Linked DNA regions of Homo sapiens: region 1 is linked to region 2. The links are chromatin loops, found by intact Hi-C in ENCODE. Cell type or tissue: PC-3. All regions are shown on one strand.

What was found. A loop is a pair of places that touch in the nucleus more often than their neighbours do. Peaks named below come from ENCODE experiments on the same cell type or tissue, not always from the same donor. Only the 100,000 strongest peaks of a DNase experiment are listed, where the experiment ranks them.
Region 1: it touches region 2 in a loop (5-fold over the local background); 1 of 110 quality-filtered maps calls a loop at or near these places.

Annotation. Positions count from the first base shown.
Region 1 is chr3:30,463,262-30,471,261 of GRCh38, forward strand. LOC101927995 (a long non-coding RNA gene) reads left to right here. Exons shown (of 5, transcript XR_007095856.1): 5 at 5,772-6,119. LOC105377013 (a long non-coding RNA gene) reads right to left here and starts at 3,911. Exons shown (of 4, transcript XR_940683.2): 1 at 3,852-3,911. In PC-3, no CTCF peak of the experiment used is centred here; no DNase peak of the experiment used is centred here; H3K27ac peaks cover 508 bases.
Region 2 is chr3:30,366,713-30,374,712 of GRCh38, forward strand. It overlaps LOC101927995 (a long non-coding RNA gene), which reads left to right and starts at 6,385. Exons shown (of 5, transcript XR_007095856.1): 1 at 6,385-6,445. In PC-3, no CTCF peak of the experiment used is centred here; a DNase peak (open chromatin) is centred at 4,299; H3K27ac peaks cover 1,437 bases.

The DNA.
Region 1 (8,000 bases), 97 kb after region 2:
AGCTGTTTTTTAATAAGTATGAGCTGTGGGACCTCTGCAAGTTCCTTTGACTGTTTTTATGGGCACAAATTGGCTTTAGCAGGGACTATATCGACATTCATTCATTCAAATGCACAAATATTTGATGAGGACTCACTAAGTGCCAGGCACTGCTCTGAGTTCCCAGAACACATCAGGGAGCAAAGAGTAGGTAAAGGTAAAGAGGAACAGGAATTTCACAGGTTAGAGGAGGGTTTCCAATATAAAAACTGTAAGACATGACAGAGAAGATCACTGTATAATGATAAAGAGATCAATTCTTCAAGAGAATATAACAATTTTACATATATATGCACCCAACAATGGAGTACCCAGATACATACAGGAAACATTGTTAGGGCTAAAGAGAGATATAGGCCTCAAAACAACAATAGCTGGGAACAACACCCCACTTTCAGCATTGGAGAGGTCCCTCAGACAGAAAATCAGCAAAGAAACATCGAACTATGTCTTTTGATTGGAGTGTTTAGTCCATTTACATTCAATGTTATTAATCATAAGTAAGGACTTATTCCTTCATTCTTGTCTTCCTCTAGTGAAGATAATTTTCTCTGGTGATATTATTTAGTTTCTTGCTTTATATTTTTTGTGTATCCATTGTATTTTTTTTTTTTTGGTTTGAGGTTACCATGAGGCTTGCAAATAACTATCTTATAACCCGTTATTTTAACCGATAACAACTTAACACTATTTGCATAAAGAAGCAAAAAGAAAACTATTAAAACTCACCTTACCTTTGTACCCTGCTTTTTAACATTTTGTTTTTTCTATTTATATATTACTGTACTGACTATGTCTTGAAAAGTTGTTGTAGTTATTGTTTTGGATTGGTTCGTCTTTCGTCTTTCTATTTAGGATAAGAGTAGTTTATACACCACAGTTATAGTACTATAATATTCTGTGTTTTTCTGCATACTTATTATTATGAGTGAGTTTTGTACCTTCAGGTAATTATTTATTGCTCATTAATATCCTTTTCTTTCTGATTGAACTATTCCCTTTAGCATTTCTTGTAGGACAGGTCTAGTATTGATGAAATTCCTCAGCTTTTGTTTGTCTGGGGATGTCTTTATTACTTCTTCATGATTAAAAAATATTTTCACAAGATACACTATGCTAGGGTAAGTTATTTATTTTTCCTTCAGCACTTTAAATATATCTTGTCACTCTCTCCTGGCCTGTAAAATTTCCAGAGAAAAGTCTGCTACCAGACATACTGGAGCTCCATTATTTATTATTTGTTTCCTTTCTATTACTGCTTTTAGGATTCTTTCTTTATCCTTGATCTTTGGGAGTTTTATTATTGAATGCCTTGAGGTAGTCTGCTTTGTGTTAAATCTCCTCAGTGTTCTAGAACCTACTTTTACTTGGATATTGATATCTTCCTCTAGGCTTAGGAAGTTCTCTGCCATTATCCCTTTTAATAAATTTTCTACCCTTATCTGTTTCTCTACCTCCTCTTTAAGGCCAACAACTCTTGGATTTAACCTTTAGAGCCTATTTTCTAGATTCTGTAGACATGCTTCATTGTTTTCTTTCATCTCCTCTGTATATTTTCAAATAGACTGTCTTCAAGCTCACCTATTCTTTCTTCTGCTTGATATATTCTGCTGTGAAAGGACTCTGATGGATTTTTCAGTATGCCAATTGCATTTTTCACCTCCAGAATTTCTGATTGATTCTTTTTAAATGTTTCAATCTCTTTGTTAAACTCATCTGATATAATTCTGAATTCTTTCATTGTTATCTTGAATTTCTTTGAGTTTCCTCAACACAGCTATTTTGAATTCTCTAACTGAAAAGTCACATATTTCTGTTCCTCCAGGGTTGATTTCTGGTGCATTATTTATTTCACTTAGTAAGGTCATGTTTTCCAGGATGGTGTTGATGCTAGTAGATGTTCTCTGGTGTCTGGGCACTGAAGAGTTAGGGCATTTATCGTAGTCTTCACTGCCTGGGCTTATTTGTAGCCATCCTTCTTGGGAAGGCTTTCCAGATATTTGAAAGGACTTCGATATCGTAATCTAAGATGTTTCTACTTTATGGGGCACCCCAAGCTCAGTAATGTCCTAGTTCTTGTAGACTTGTAGAGGAATCACCTTGATAGTCTTGGACAAGATCCGACAGAATTCTTTGGATTACCAGGCAGAGACTCTTCTCTTCCCTTACTTTCTCCCAAACATACAGTCTCTCTCTCTTTTCTTGAAAACCTACATCTGGGGGTGGAGTGACACAAGTGGCCACCATCACTATGACTGACTGACCTGAAACCAGCACAGAGCTCGGTCTTGCCCAAGGCCTGCTGTAACCACTCCCTGGCTATTGCCAATGTTTGCTACAGGCCCTGGGTCTCTACGATCAGCAGGTGGCAAGGCCAGCCAGGCCTGTGTTCTTCCCTTCAGGGTGGCAAGCTCCTGCTGGCCCTGAGTGGGTCTAGAAGTACCCTCTGGGAGTCAAGGACAAAAGTCAAAAACTTTAGAAGTATACCTGGTATTATATTGTATTGCAGCTAAACTGGCACTCAAACCAGGAGATGTAGCCATTTCCACTCTTCTCTCCCCTTTCCAAAGGCAAAGGAGACTCACCCCATAGCCAACACTGCCTCTGGCCAGGAGTACTGCCAGACTGCCACTGATGTTCCCTTAAAGCCCAAGGTCTCTTAAGTCAGTTTGTGGTAAATGCTGTCTGGCCTGGGACTTATACTTTAGGGCAGTGGGTGCCCCTCTGACCCAAGGCAGGTCAAGAAATGCCATCCAAGGGTCAAGTCCTGGAATCAGGAACCCCAAGAGCCCGCTTGGTGCTCTACCTACCTGTGGCAGTCTTGGTACCTAAGGTGCAAGACAAAGTCCCCTTTTCTTTTCTCTCTGCTTTTCTCAAGCATAAAGACTTTTGCACCATAGCCACCATGGCTGGTAATGTGCTGAGTCTCACCTGAAGCCAGCAAGTCTCAGAGGCTCACCAAGTCCCTCAGTGTAGTACCTGGGTATTGCTGCTCGTTACTCAGGGCCCAAGCGCTCTTTAGTTAGCAGCATAACCCAGGGGGTTCAAGGCAGCAGATTCCCTTCTGAACTAGGGTGTTTCTAGAAATGCCATCTGGGAGCTAGGGCCTGGAATGGAGGCCTCATGACTCCGACCAGTACATTATCCTGCTGTGGCTGAGCTGTTTCCAGGAGGCAAGACAAAGTCCTCCCTATTCTTCCCTCTCCTCTCATCAAGCTGAAGGAAGGAGTCTCTTTTGGAGCTACCAGCTGTGCAGCCTAGGATTAGGAAAGGGGTGATGCCAGCACTCCTTTGGGCTTCCCCAGCTGGTGTCTTAGTATGTTGTGTGCCCCCAAAAGTCCACTCTCTCTGGGCATAGTTCAGCCCTACAACTTGCCTAAGATTTGCAGGTCTTACGACCTAGACTACCTTTCAAGTTTACTTGGAGACTGAGAGCACTTTGGCTGTTGATGGTCAGGTTTGTGGGCACTCAAGATTAGACCTCTGGAATCTGCGATTCCCCTCTGTCTAGGGCTGGTTGAAATCCTCCCTCTGTGGGTGGGAGTCAACTGAATTTGCTCTGGTTTTCCTTTCTGCTGTAACAGAAACAGCGCTGAGTTCAATGCCTCACAATTGCTGGGTTCTCCCTTCCCCAGTGCCCAGAGAGGCTCCCTACACCATGCTGCTGAGGCGGGGCGTCGGGGGTGGGGGGTTAGGGAGTGTGGGGGTGTTGATAGGGGAGGTGTAGCATCAGCAATTCAGGTTGTTTTTTCTAACTCTTCAGTGCCTCCTTTAGCGATAGTAAGTTAAAACCAGGTATTATGAGTGCTCACCTGATTTTTGGTTCTCGTGAAGGTGTTTTTTCCATATGGATAGTTGTTAACTTAGTGTCCTTGCAGGAGAGATGATTGGAGGAGCTTTCTATTTTACCATTTTGTTCTGCCACTCCAACTACCAAAAGAAATATTTTTATTTGATCAGAGACAGTGACTTGAGCTGCAAGGATATCTTCAAAGAAAGAGAGGTAAAATTTCAGAGAGTAAATAAAATGACTTCTCCACAAGGATTCAAGACCCAAGAAAACATAGTCATGCATAGGAGGCTGAGGCAAAAGAATCGCTTGAACCCGGGAGGCGGAGGTTGCAGTAAGCCGAGATCACACCATTGCACTCCAGCCTGGGCAACAAGAGCGAAACTCCATTTCAAAAAAAATTAAAAAAAAAAACATAGTCATACACTGCATAACAACATTTCAGTCAACTATGAACTCCATATACGACAGTAATCTCATAAGATTATAATGGAGCTGCCTTGTAGAAGTCTACCATTTTATACCATAGCTTTACCTTTTCTATGATTAGATATATATAGATACACATTTTTTTTACTATCGTGTTACAATTGCCTACAATATTCAGTACAGTAACATGCTGTATAGGCTTGTAGCCTAGGAACAATAGGCCATATCATATAGCTTAAGTGTTTTTGCTCAAGGACAGAATGACTTAACAGCATATTTCTCAGAAGATATCCTCATTCCTAAGCAATGCATGTCTATGCTTGGAAGTGCTTTTTAAAAGCTACAGATAGAATATCTACTATGCAAGTTTACAAAGAACTGTGTCTATGAAAATGGGGCCAGAAGAACCAAGGAGCTGCAGAAAATGTAGACTAATCTGTAAAGATCAACAAAAGTTATGTCAAGTGTAAATAGACAAGTTTTAATACACCACAGTTATTTTATTATAAGTGGGTTATAGGTATTGACTGATGTCTGAAGGAAATTCCTGAGAAGTTTATGGAATGAGAACTCCTAGGGACTAAGGGTGACCATATAATTTATTATCCAAACTGGGACACTTTTGAGACTGAAAAGGGGAATTATTAATAATGTATTAATTTCCTAGGACTGCAGTAAATAATTACCACAAATTTGGTGACTTATAATTACATAAATTTGTTTTCTTATTGTTCTGGAAGCTACAAGTCTGAAATACAAATGTCAGCAGGTCTGTTCCTGCTCTGTAGTCTCTGGAGAAGAATTCATTCTTTCCTTTTCCTACTTTCTGGTAACTCCCAGCAATCCTAGATATTCTTTGGCTTGTGTTATTAGATATTCTTCGGATATTCTTTAGCTTGTATTAATAGCTGTATCACTTCAATTTCTGTCTTTCTATTCACATGGACTTCTATGTCTCTGTGTCTTCCCTTTATCTCTCTTATAAGGACACTCATCATTGAATTTACAGTTTACTCCACCCTAATACAGGTTGGTCTCATCTTGGGATCTTTACCTTGATTACATCTGCAAATACCCTTATTTCAAATAAGGTCACATTATGTAGTTCTCAGTGGGCATATCTCTTTTTGGGGGGGACACTATTCAACCCACTACAAATAATTTCACCATGACAATAGGACTGTCCTGGGAAAACCAGGGAAATAATAATAGACCTAAAGAGAAAGTACAAGAAAGATAAGAACTACTTAAAAATAACGAATGACAGGACAATGATCGAACAGGCCCAGTCCTATGTTGGAGGCTAGTTGAATGGAGATTTTTTCTGAGTGAGAGTTCCTTACTACTTTGTTATAGATGCTGGTAACACAGTTGTTATATATTTGTAAAAATTCAGTGAACTATATGTGTATACTGTTTTCTGAATCTGTAACTCTACTTTTACTCTTTTTTTAAAGGCTCATACGTTTGTTTTTCTAACATATCTTCCTATATTATTTTCTTACTCATAAAGGTGAAGGAAGACAAGATTTTCTTGAACAATGGATGCATTTGGCGGACCAAATCTCAATATCTTCAGATCTCTAACATTGGTTGGTACTACATGGGGATACATTGGAAATAAGGCATCAATTCTGGGAAAACATTTTGCTCAGAAAACTGAAACTCACTCTTAAGTAGATTATCTCAAAAGCAAGGCTTTTGGAAATCTCATTGTGGTTATAGATGCAAATTTAAAGCTAATGTTTTATCTACCAAATATAAAGCTCATGTTTTATCATCATTAGTCTGATTCATGTATCTATTCCTCAAATACCCCAAACTTGGCAGGGTTGGAGAGGAACATTATTAACTGGAAAGAAAGATGGGAAGCACATGAGAGAAGATCTTAAATTACAAATTATAATGACTGAGACATTTTTAGAAGGTTTATAAGACTATTTGAGGGCAGAAGAGGATACTGTTGTGCAGTAGGCCTTCCCCTTCAAATCCCTGGTTCTAGGTAGAACAATTTATACCTCAGATTTTCATCTGTGCCTAAGGCATAGATAGTGGGTATGTAGGCAATTCAATAGTCATCCTACTCTCATGGGTTCAGAGGCAGGTGGCTTCACTACATTTCATGACAAAGGAGGCTATGTTGAGTTTAATACTTTGGTTCTGAGACATCATATGTAAATTTTATTCCTCAAAAAACATTTTGAAATTTTTTTTCTAGTCTTTTTCTCATTCAGTTTTGTTATTTACTTCCAAGTTGAGGAAAGTTTTTGAAAGGCTATTGGAAATTAATAGAGAATTAAGCATTATTACTAATTTAAGTAAATAAATGTCACTGGTATTCTCTTCTGACCTGGAGAGAATAGCAATGACATTTATTTATTTAAATACCAATAACATTTATTTATTTAAATTGGTAAGGATACAAACCATTTGTTGTATTATTTTACAAAAAATAAATCAGAATTGTCACAATTTTATTTAAGATCTGATTCCTCTAACTCTGTCCCCACCCAACCTCTCTCTCACATTATTCCCCATAAAGAAGAATTTCCACCCTTAAATCTCCTACCAATGAGACTTCACACCCTTGCTGTTGGGAACACATATTGTACCCTGGTTATCATCTCATGTCTTTGTACTTGCTTGTCCCCAGCACGGGGTAGTCCTGGCCCAAATCTTCACATTGTTGGCTCTTCTATAGCATTCTATTATCCTGTTTAATTTTCTTTACAGCATATGAAATTTTCTTATTTCATCATTTGTTCACTTATTTGTGTTAGAAAAACTGCATGAGAGAAGGTACATCAATATATGTCCAGCCCAGAGGAGTGATTGGTAAATATATGATAAATGAATGTCCTCAGAACAAGAAAATAAAATTTTTTTTCTACCTTTTTTTTTTCAGTTCAAGATTATAGCTCAGTGGCTAAAGAAGAAAAACTCCAGTGTTTTCCCACCTATAAATTAGCTTATGAGGTAATCGGAAAAAGACAAGACTTAAGAATAAAATAATAAAGACTACAAGGCAAAGATTTCTAATACCTAAAAAGAGGAACAAAGAATATATGTTGATGAAGAAATTCATCTATAGACATATCAGGTTGAACTCGAGTAGGAGAAATTCTCATTTTCAAGGAAGGTCACAGAAGTGGAAAACACTTACTTTGAACTACTAATCCTGGAATTTCAGGCAAAATGCAATACAATTTAAGTTATTGAGTCAGAGAGAAATGGGCAGAAGGAATGGAATTCTCTTAAGAAAAAGAATTTAGTGCTGGGATTGTTCTTACAGTAGAAAATGCTGTGCATGTTTGCAAATCAGGAAATGAATGAGAATTCAGTTTTTCAGAACCTTCCTTACAAGGGGTTCTTACATGAGAAATTCCTAATGTTATTTTTAATAAGTGGTTATAATATAATAATGGTAATAACAATGATGAGTAATTACAATAGCAACTGTTCAATTTTTATGTAAAAGTATTTTAAAAGAGAGAAACTTAGATGAGTTTTTTTCCAACCCACTACAGATTAAATAGATCTTATCTCAGTTGAAAAAAATCACTTTAGAAAAAATGTCATCAACTTTTGCATCTCTTTGGCAGATAAACTCTACAATTCCCTTTATAACCTCACACATCTGTCCATGAGGGGTGTACACACAGTTGGACCTTTTCCACACTTTCTGATTTGGGAAATGTCTAGAGAAGTTCCTTTGCATGCTCAGGAATGCACTGACTGAAGA
Region 2 (8,000 bases):
TACACATATAGAGTATTCTCATGGCCCTAAAAATCCTCTGTGCTCTGCTTATTTATCCCCTCTACCCTAAACCCCTGGCAACCACTGAACTTTTACTGTCTCCATAGTTTTGCCTTTTCCAGAATGTCATATGGTTGTAATCATACAATATGTAGCCTTTTCAGATTGGTTTCTTTCACCTAGTAATAAGCATTTAATTTTCTTCCATGTCTTTTCATGACTTGATAGCTCATTTTCTTTAAGTACTGAATAATATTTTATTGTCTGAATGTACCACAGTTTTTATTTATCCATTCACCTACTGAAGGACATCTTGGCTGCTTTAAGTTTGAGCAATTATGGTGGGAGCTGGGAGAAGCTGCTACAAATATTCATATGCAGGTTTTTGGGTGGCCATAAGTTTTTAACTCCTTTGAATAAATATCAAGGAGCATGATTGTTGGATTGTATGATATGTATAAATATGCTTAGTTTTATAAGGAACCACCAAACTGTCTTCCAAAGTGGCTATATGATTTTGCAATCCCATCAGCAACAGATGAGAATTCCTGTTGCTCCATATTCTCACTCATATTTGGTATAGTCTATGTTCCAGATTTTGGCCATTCTAATAGGTATGTAGTGATACCTTGTTTTCATTCATATTTTCCTGCTAACATATGATGTGCAGTCTCTTTGTACATGCTTCTTTGCCATTGGATATATTCTTTGTTGAGGTATCTATTAAGGCCTTTGGCCCATTTTAAAATTGGGTTGTTTTCTGCTGAGATTTAAGAGTTCTTTGTATATTTGAAATGACAGTTCTTTATCAGATATGTGCTTTGCAATTATTTTCTCTGAGTTTCTGGCTTGCATTCTCATTCTTTTGACATTGTCTTTCACAGAAGTTTTTAATTGTAATGAATTCCAGCTTATCGATTGTTTCTTTCATGGGTCATCTCTTTGTATCTAAAAGGGCATCACCATACCTAAGGTAATGTAGATTTTTCTCCCATGTTATCTTCCAGTAGTTTTATAGTTTTGTATTTTTAATTTAAGTCTATGATCCATTTGAGTTATTTTTGTGAAATGTGTAAGATCTACATCTAGATTTTTTTTTCATATACGTGCTCAGTTGTTCCAGCACCATTTGTTGAAAAGACTGCTTTCTTTGCTATATTTATTGCCTTTGCTCTTTTGTTAATAGATCAGTTGATTGTTTATGTAGGTCTATTTCTGGGCTTTATTTTCTGCTGCCACTAATCCACGATCCATTTGTCAGGTTGTTTTTTTCTGTTTTTGTTTTTGTTATTATTATTAATTTTTTTTCCAGTACCATTCTGTCCTTATTACTGTGGGTTTACAGTATGTCTTGAAGTTGAGTAGTATCAGTTCTTCAACTTTGTTCTTCTCCTTCAATATTTCATTGACTATTCTATATCTTTTTCCTCTTTGTATAAACTTTAGAATCAGTTTGTCTCTATCACAAAATAACTTGCTGGATTTTTTATTGGGATGATATTTAGTCTACAGATCAGGTTGGGAAGAACAGATATCTTGAAAATATTGACTCTTCCCAAAGATGGACATAAAATGACTCTTCACTTATTTTGTTCTTTGATTTATTTCATCAGAGTTTCTAAATTTTTTCTAGTATAGATTTTGTACATATATTGTCAGATTTATACATAAGAATTTATCTTTTTGGGGGGTGTTAATGTAAAGGGTACTATGCTTTTAATTGCAAGTTCCACTTGTTCATTACTAGAATATAGAAAACTGTTTAATTTTTGTATATTAACTTTGTGTCTTGCAAGTTTTCTATGATTGAGTATTAATTCAAGGAGATTTTGGTGATTCCTTTATATTTTCTACCTAGACAATCATGTTATCTAAAAGCAAAGTTTTATTTCTTTCTTCCCAATCAATACCCTTTTTATTTCTGTTTCTTGTTTTATTTTATTAGCTAGGACTTCCAATGCAATGTTGAAAAAGGAGTGGCAGAAAAGGACATTCTTGGCTTGTTTTTAATCTTAGTGTGAAAGCTTCTAGCTTCTCACCATTAAGTATAACATTAGTGGTACTTTTTTTGTAGATATTCTTTATCAGGCCAAGGAAGTTCCCATTACTTCCTAGTTTATTGAGTTTTTCTCATGAACGACTGTCGAATTCCATCAAATGTCTTTTTCTGCATCTGTTGACAAGATTATGTGACCTTTCTTTTTTAGCCTCTTGATGTAATGGATTACATTACTTGATGTTTAAATATTGAACCTGCCTTACAAGCCTGGGGTAAATCCCACTTTTACATGGTGTATAATTATTTTTGTCCATTGTTGGATTGAACTTGCTAGTACTTTGTTGAGGATTTTTGCATCTATGTTTATGGGAGATATTGGTCCAGCTTCCTGTAATGTCTTTGCCTGGTTTTGAATTTAGGGGAATGCTGGCCTCATTGAATGAGTCATCTCATTGAAGTACTCCATCTAGTTCTATCCTCTGAAAGATATTGCATAATTGCTATAATTTCTTCCTTAAGTGTTTGGTAGAATTCACCAAAGCCAGATGGAGTTGGCTACCTCCATTCCCCCAACTCAGTTAGGCTTGATAAAACTCCAACAGGTTACACTCTGGTTAATTAGCTTCTCCTGAGGGCAAGCATTGTTAAAAACAGAGTGCTGTGGCATACCCTGAAATGGTTCCTTTTTCCCTCTCCATGCCAGAAGCATAAGTGACTTTTTCTCTGATATTTACTGTAAAAACATGGTAAAACTCACAAAAGTGAGGGGGGCTAGCAATGACTGGGTGCTCTGAAGTTATTAACTCTCAGATTGGTCTACAATGAGCCTCCAGAAATTCATCAATTACAGTTCAGGTCTCCCTACCCTGGCACCAGCTCCCATTGTAGTTCCACTTATGAGTCTCTGCTCCAGGAAGTTGAGGCTCCTCTATTCACTTGTCTGCCTCTGTAATCTGGGGGGCAATGGCTTACCCTCTGTTTTCATTTTTCTTATGGATCTAAGAAGAGTTGCTGATTTTTCAGTCTGTTCATCTTTTTACTTGTTGTAAGGAGGGAGTAGCAATTTTCAAGCTCCTTACATGCAGAACCAGAAACCATAACTGTACAGGAGTGATTTTTCGATAAACAATCCAATGAAAACTGGGCAAAACATTTGAAAGACTTTTCAAAAAAAGAAATGTGAAGGATGATGTCTTTAATGCATTTTAGTATATGTAAATTATACCCCAATAAAGTTTATTTAAGATACATAGGAAACATATCAGAGGATTATGTTACTCTAAAACTTTCTGACCTAAACTGTAAAGTCAATCAATATACTATGAAATAATATAAAGATTTCGATGCTTTTTATATTTCATTAAAATGTAACATACAATATCTAGATCTCAAGTTGGGCTTCAGTTGGAGCTAGATTTCCCTGTGTTACAGTCCAGTTAGGAAAACAAGAGTTTATGTAATATTGTTCATTAGACGAAATTCAAAATTTGGAATATTAGCTGTTACTAACCCTAAGAAAGGACAAAAAGAAGAGACAGTGGTTGCAGAGCTAGACTGGAACTTGATCCATGGCTGGAGTTACCTGGCAACAGTTGGGACCATGGAGGAAATGCTACCCTGAGGAAGAATAGAGAGGGGAAGAAATTCTCTGGCTGCTTCTTCCATCTTCCACCCCTCAACCTCGTTCCAGTGTCTCCTGTTGGTTGAGCAGAGTCAGAAGCAGATGGCAGGGGAACCTGGGAAATCCAGGTGGTGGATCTGCCCTCTGTGGTACTGGGTAAAGAAGGGAATGACCAGGAAATCGATCTGAGGGTAAACAGGAAAACAAGCAGCCTACTTCCAACATGAGATGCTTCTTTTTACCCCAAGTGGTGAAGAGCCAGAGGAAAAACATGGGCTGTGTGGAAGATTTGAGGTTCTAAATCTTTGTTTTATCTTGACCTCCTTGAGCAAGATGAATGGGAACAAATCACTTTACTTCAAACACCTCCCAGAGGTGTTTTGTAAAACAATGAAAATATGCCAAGAACTTATCACAGAACCAGTGCCAGATGAACACCAAGTAATTCATATGCTTCAAACATTACCTTGAAGGGTCATTCCACTTTGAGTAGAAAATGAAGTAAACCACAAGTGAGAAGAGAACAAATATTTTAACATTTGAGCATTCGCTTTTGTGAAATTAAATAAAGCAGACTGATAGAACCACAGCCAAGGCATTTATCTTTTAGAAATGCTGAGGTATCCCTAAGCAAATAATCAGCCAGAAAAAGTAAACATTCATTTTCCTGCCATTCTGGGGTGTGATCCTGATTTCTTCAGTTCAGCATATTTATGAGCTGCCTTGCCCTCTTTCCTGCATTCTCCCAATTCTTCCGTCTTTGCAGGATGCTGTTCTTTCACACATGTTGTTTTTGCTTAATAAAGTAATAACCGACACAATCTGCCCTCTCTACAGAGTAATTATGTTAGCCTGTTGTTATTGATTTTGTTGCTAAGGTCTGAGAATCTGCTAATGTGCCACTGTGGGAGTGGTGGGAAGGTCGTAGGGGAAAGCGTGTTCTTATAATTTTCCCATAAACCAGATGTTTTCTTTAACTCTTACATCTTCAAAATATTTTCTCTTGAGAAAAAAAAAACAACAAGGACTAGAACGAGTTTAAGACACCAGCTCTTATTTTCTCAGCATACCACAAGCACATATAACTGAGTGTAAAGAATTTATTCTGTGGGCGCCTGTGTATCTGCTAATCATTTGATAAGCTACACGTATAATCAAGTAAAACCTGTTTCGTAAGTAAACTATATTCTTCCAATTTCCCAATGATTATGTTTCAATTACCATTGAAAACAATAAAACATTACCAAGGAAAGCATTACCACTGTAACATCATCCTGAATTTAGCAGGGTAAAACAATTTTTATTATCTCACAGATTTTATGGATCAAGAATCTGGAAAAGACTCAGCTGGGGCTGGCACCCAGGTTCAGCAGTTGTTACTCAGAATGTGTATATATGGCCTCCCTAGCAGGGCAGTTTCAGAGTCGTTAGATTTTCAGAGTGGTGGTGTCTCTCAGAGTGAGTATCCAAAGAAAATCAAGAGAATGTTGTGTGACTTTTATAGCTAGCTTCAGAAGTCATGTAACCTCATTTCCGCCATTCTCGGTTGCAGTGGTTCTCAACGAGGGGCAATTTTATTTTCCCATCTTCCCCCTTTGGGATGCATGGAACCACCCTCAAGAATGTTTGGCAGTATCTGAATACATTTTTAGTTTGTACAACTGAAGGTGGTGGGAGCTACTGGCATTTAGTAAGTCGAGCTCAATGATGCTGTTAAGTATTCTATAATGCACAATAAGAATTTTGTAGCCCAGTATGTCAATAGTGCTGAGGTTGAAAAACCCTGCTCCATTGGTTGAGGTAGTCATTGCCTGCCAGATTTAAGGGGAGGAAACATGGATTCTAATTCTGAAGGGAAAAGAGTCAGAAAAAATTGATGAACACTTAAAAACTGCCACGAAGTCCTGAATTTAACTTTTATCAAATTCAAACACCAAGTCTTCTATTAATTCAATTCCTAGGGGATACAATTATTTTTGTTTAATTTTTGATTTTTGTGGGTAGGTGTATATATTTATGAGGTATCTGAGATGTTTTGATACAGGCATGGAATGTGAAATAAGCACATCATGGACAATGGGGTATCCACCCCCTCAAGCATTTATCCTTTGAGTTACAAACAATCCAATTACACTCTTTAAGTTATTTAAAAAAGTTATTGACTATTGTGCTATCAAAGATTAGGTCTATTCATTCTTTCTAACTATTTTGTGTACCTTTTAAAATTGAGGTTCAAAAGGAAGTTGTAATGGTTTCAAAACAATTGAGATCAGGGATCTCTAAATGGGGCTTTGAGGCACCGGGAAACATACCCTTACCCTAACCTGCAAATGGGACTCTGAGAATGTAAATGCTTAGGTCAAGTTACCAACTAAATAACAAAGGCTAAGCCCAGATATCAGTTCTATAATTTGAGGTGCCCCCACCATTATTTTCTCTTGATCCTCAAGTTTCTTACTCTTTTTACTCATTTCAATATTGTCCAGCTGTAGATGAATTCTATTTTTAGAAGTTAGTGTGGTTACATTTAAACCTAATTTTCAAACTGACTTGCTTGAGATCCAAAGCACATTTTTAAGCGTCAGAGCTCTAGGAACAGAAAATAGCATCCCTGGGATGACAGGAAGGATGCCCTGTGCCTGGAGGAGGTCTCTCTCCAGGATTCAGCACACCGTGGAGCTGTGGGAAGTGTGTTATCTCTGTCATGAGAGAGAAAGGAGTGGCTGGCTCAGCAAGATTAGAGCCTCTCTCTGGATTGTTCCTCAGAACCAGAAGAACTGTGTGGAGTGGCAGCAACTGGAGGAAGCAGAATGTCCCCGAGCAAGGTGACTGGTTTTACTTAATGGAAAACTGAATGTTAAAGTAGCTAATAACACTAACTGCTTTCTTTTTAGTTGTTCTCATTTATTCTTTTCTAAAAATCTGTATTTCCATTCCTTTATTTTTTCTAACAGTCTCCTACTGTTCTCAAATACAACGTCTATTTTCTCCTTATCGCATGTCTTTAGTTGATGAAAGAGGGTAATACCCTGGCTTCATGCTCATATTTATCAAGCATTTCTGGAGCAGCTCCTACATTCCAAACTCTAAATTGAGTGTTGAAAGGTGGGACAGTGAACAAAACAGACCCAAACTTGATGGCAGAACCCATGGACTAGCCTGCCCCACAGGGTCTGGTGGAAGATATGCTCCACTGAACTGACAAAAATACACAACTATATGACTTACAAATGAGCAAACAACCTATCCATGCTTGGAGAGTCCAGAAGCCTTCCTGGAGTTGGTGACATCGAAGTGGAGAGTGACAGATGAAAATGGCGTGAAGCAAACAAGGGAAGGGTTTTCCAAGCCAAGAAAGCAGAGTGAATGAAGTCAGGTTCAACCATGTTGGCTTTTTTGTTTATTATTGTCTACCTGCTTGTGTATGGCTTTAAGATGGTAGATACAAATTCTTAAATCTTTGTACAAAAGGGGCAAGGAAGTTGGAATGAGCCGTTGGGTATTAGCTGTGTAAATCTCTATTTTTCCTTCTGCATGTGGCCACATGCTACTTCAATGTTATGTTCTTTTCTCATTTTTTTGCACTATTTACACACAGAAAAAAATCATTTTGGCCAACAATGTTTATTTAAGATCAACTTGATACTCACTGATGCTCTAATATGTGCCTTTAACAAAAGCCTCCTGAAGCAAAACTCACGCAGTAAACCGTCTTTGTTATCTATCACTTCTAGATCCAAGAAGTGTCATCAGTGCATCAAAGCCAGGAAGCAGATAGAAAATCAGGTTTAGAAATCCAAGATCAAGACAGTGACAGGTCAAGTTCAGGAGAGGTGGAGGAGTCAGAGAGCAGGAGCATAATTAGAGCATAATTGAAACCCAAGGTGACCTCTGCCTTAAACAGGATTTGAGGACAGCCCCTGTAATTGGATTCAGGGGTCTACACAACTCTAAGTTTACGAGAAACCTCATAGAGTGAACCTTGGGAATACAGGAACCCCAACATATATTCACTCATGTGTGCACCCCCCAAAAAGCACAAGAATATTTACAGGAACACTATAAAATCCCCATATGGGAAACAGTAGAATGGGTAAATTGTGGGTTTTTTACACAGTGAAATACAATTCTGCAATGTGAATAGACTTACAACACAACTACATTTGAAAATGACACTGAATCTTACAAATATAATGATATGGGGAGGGAACCACACATAAAAGGCACATATTTTTATGAATTGTGCCTTTTGGTCTCATTTTTATGAAGTTTAAGAACAAGCAAAAGTAATTTAGGGTATTAGAAGTTCTGACAGCTGTTTCCCTTGTACAGGGCAAATGGGTAGTGTCTGGAGGGAACACAGGAGTGGCAGGGATTCTG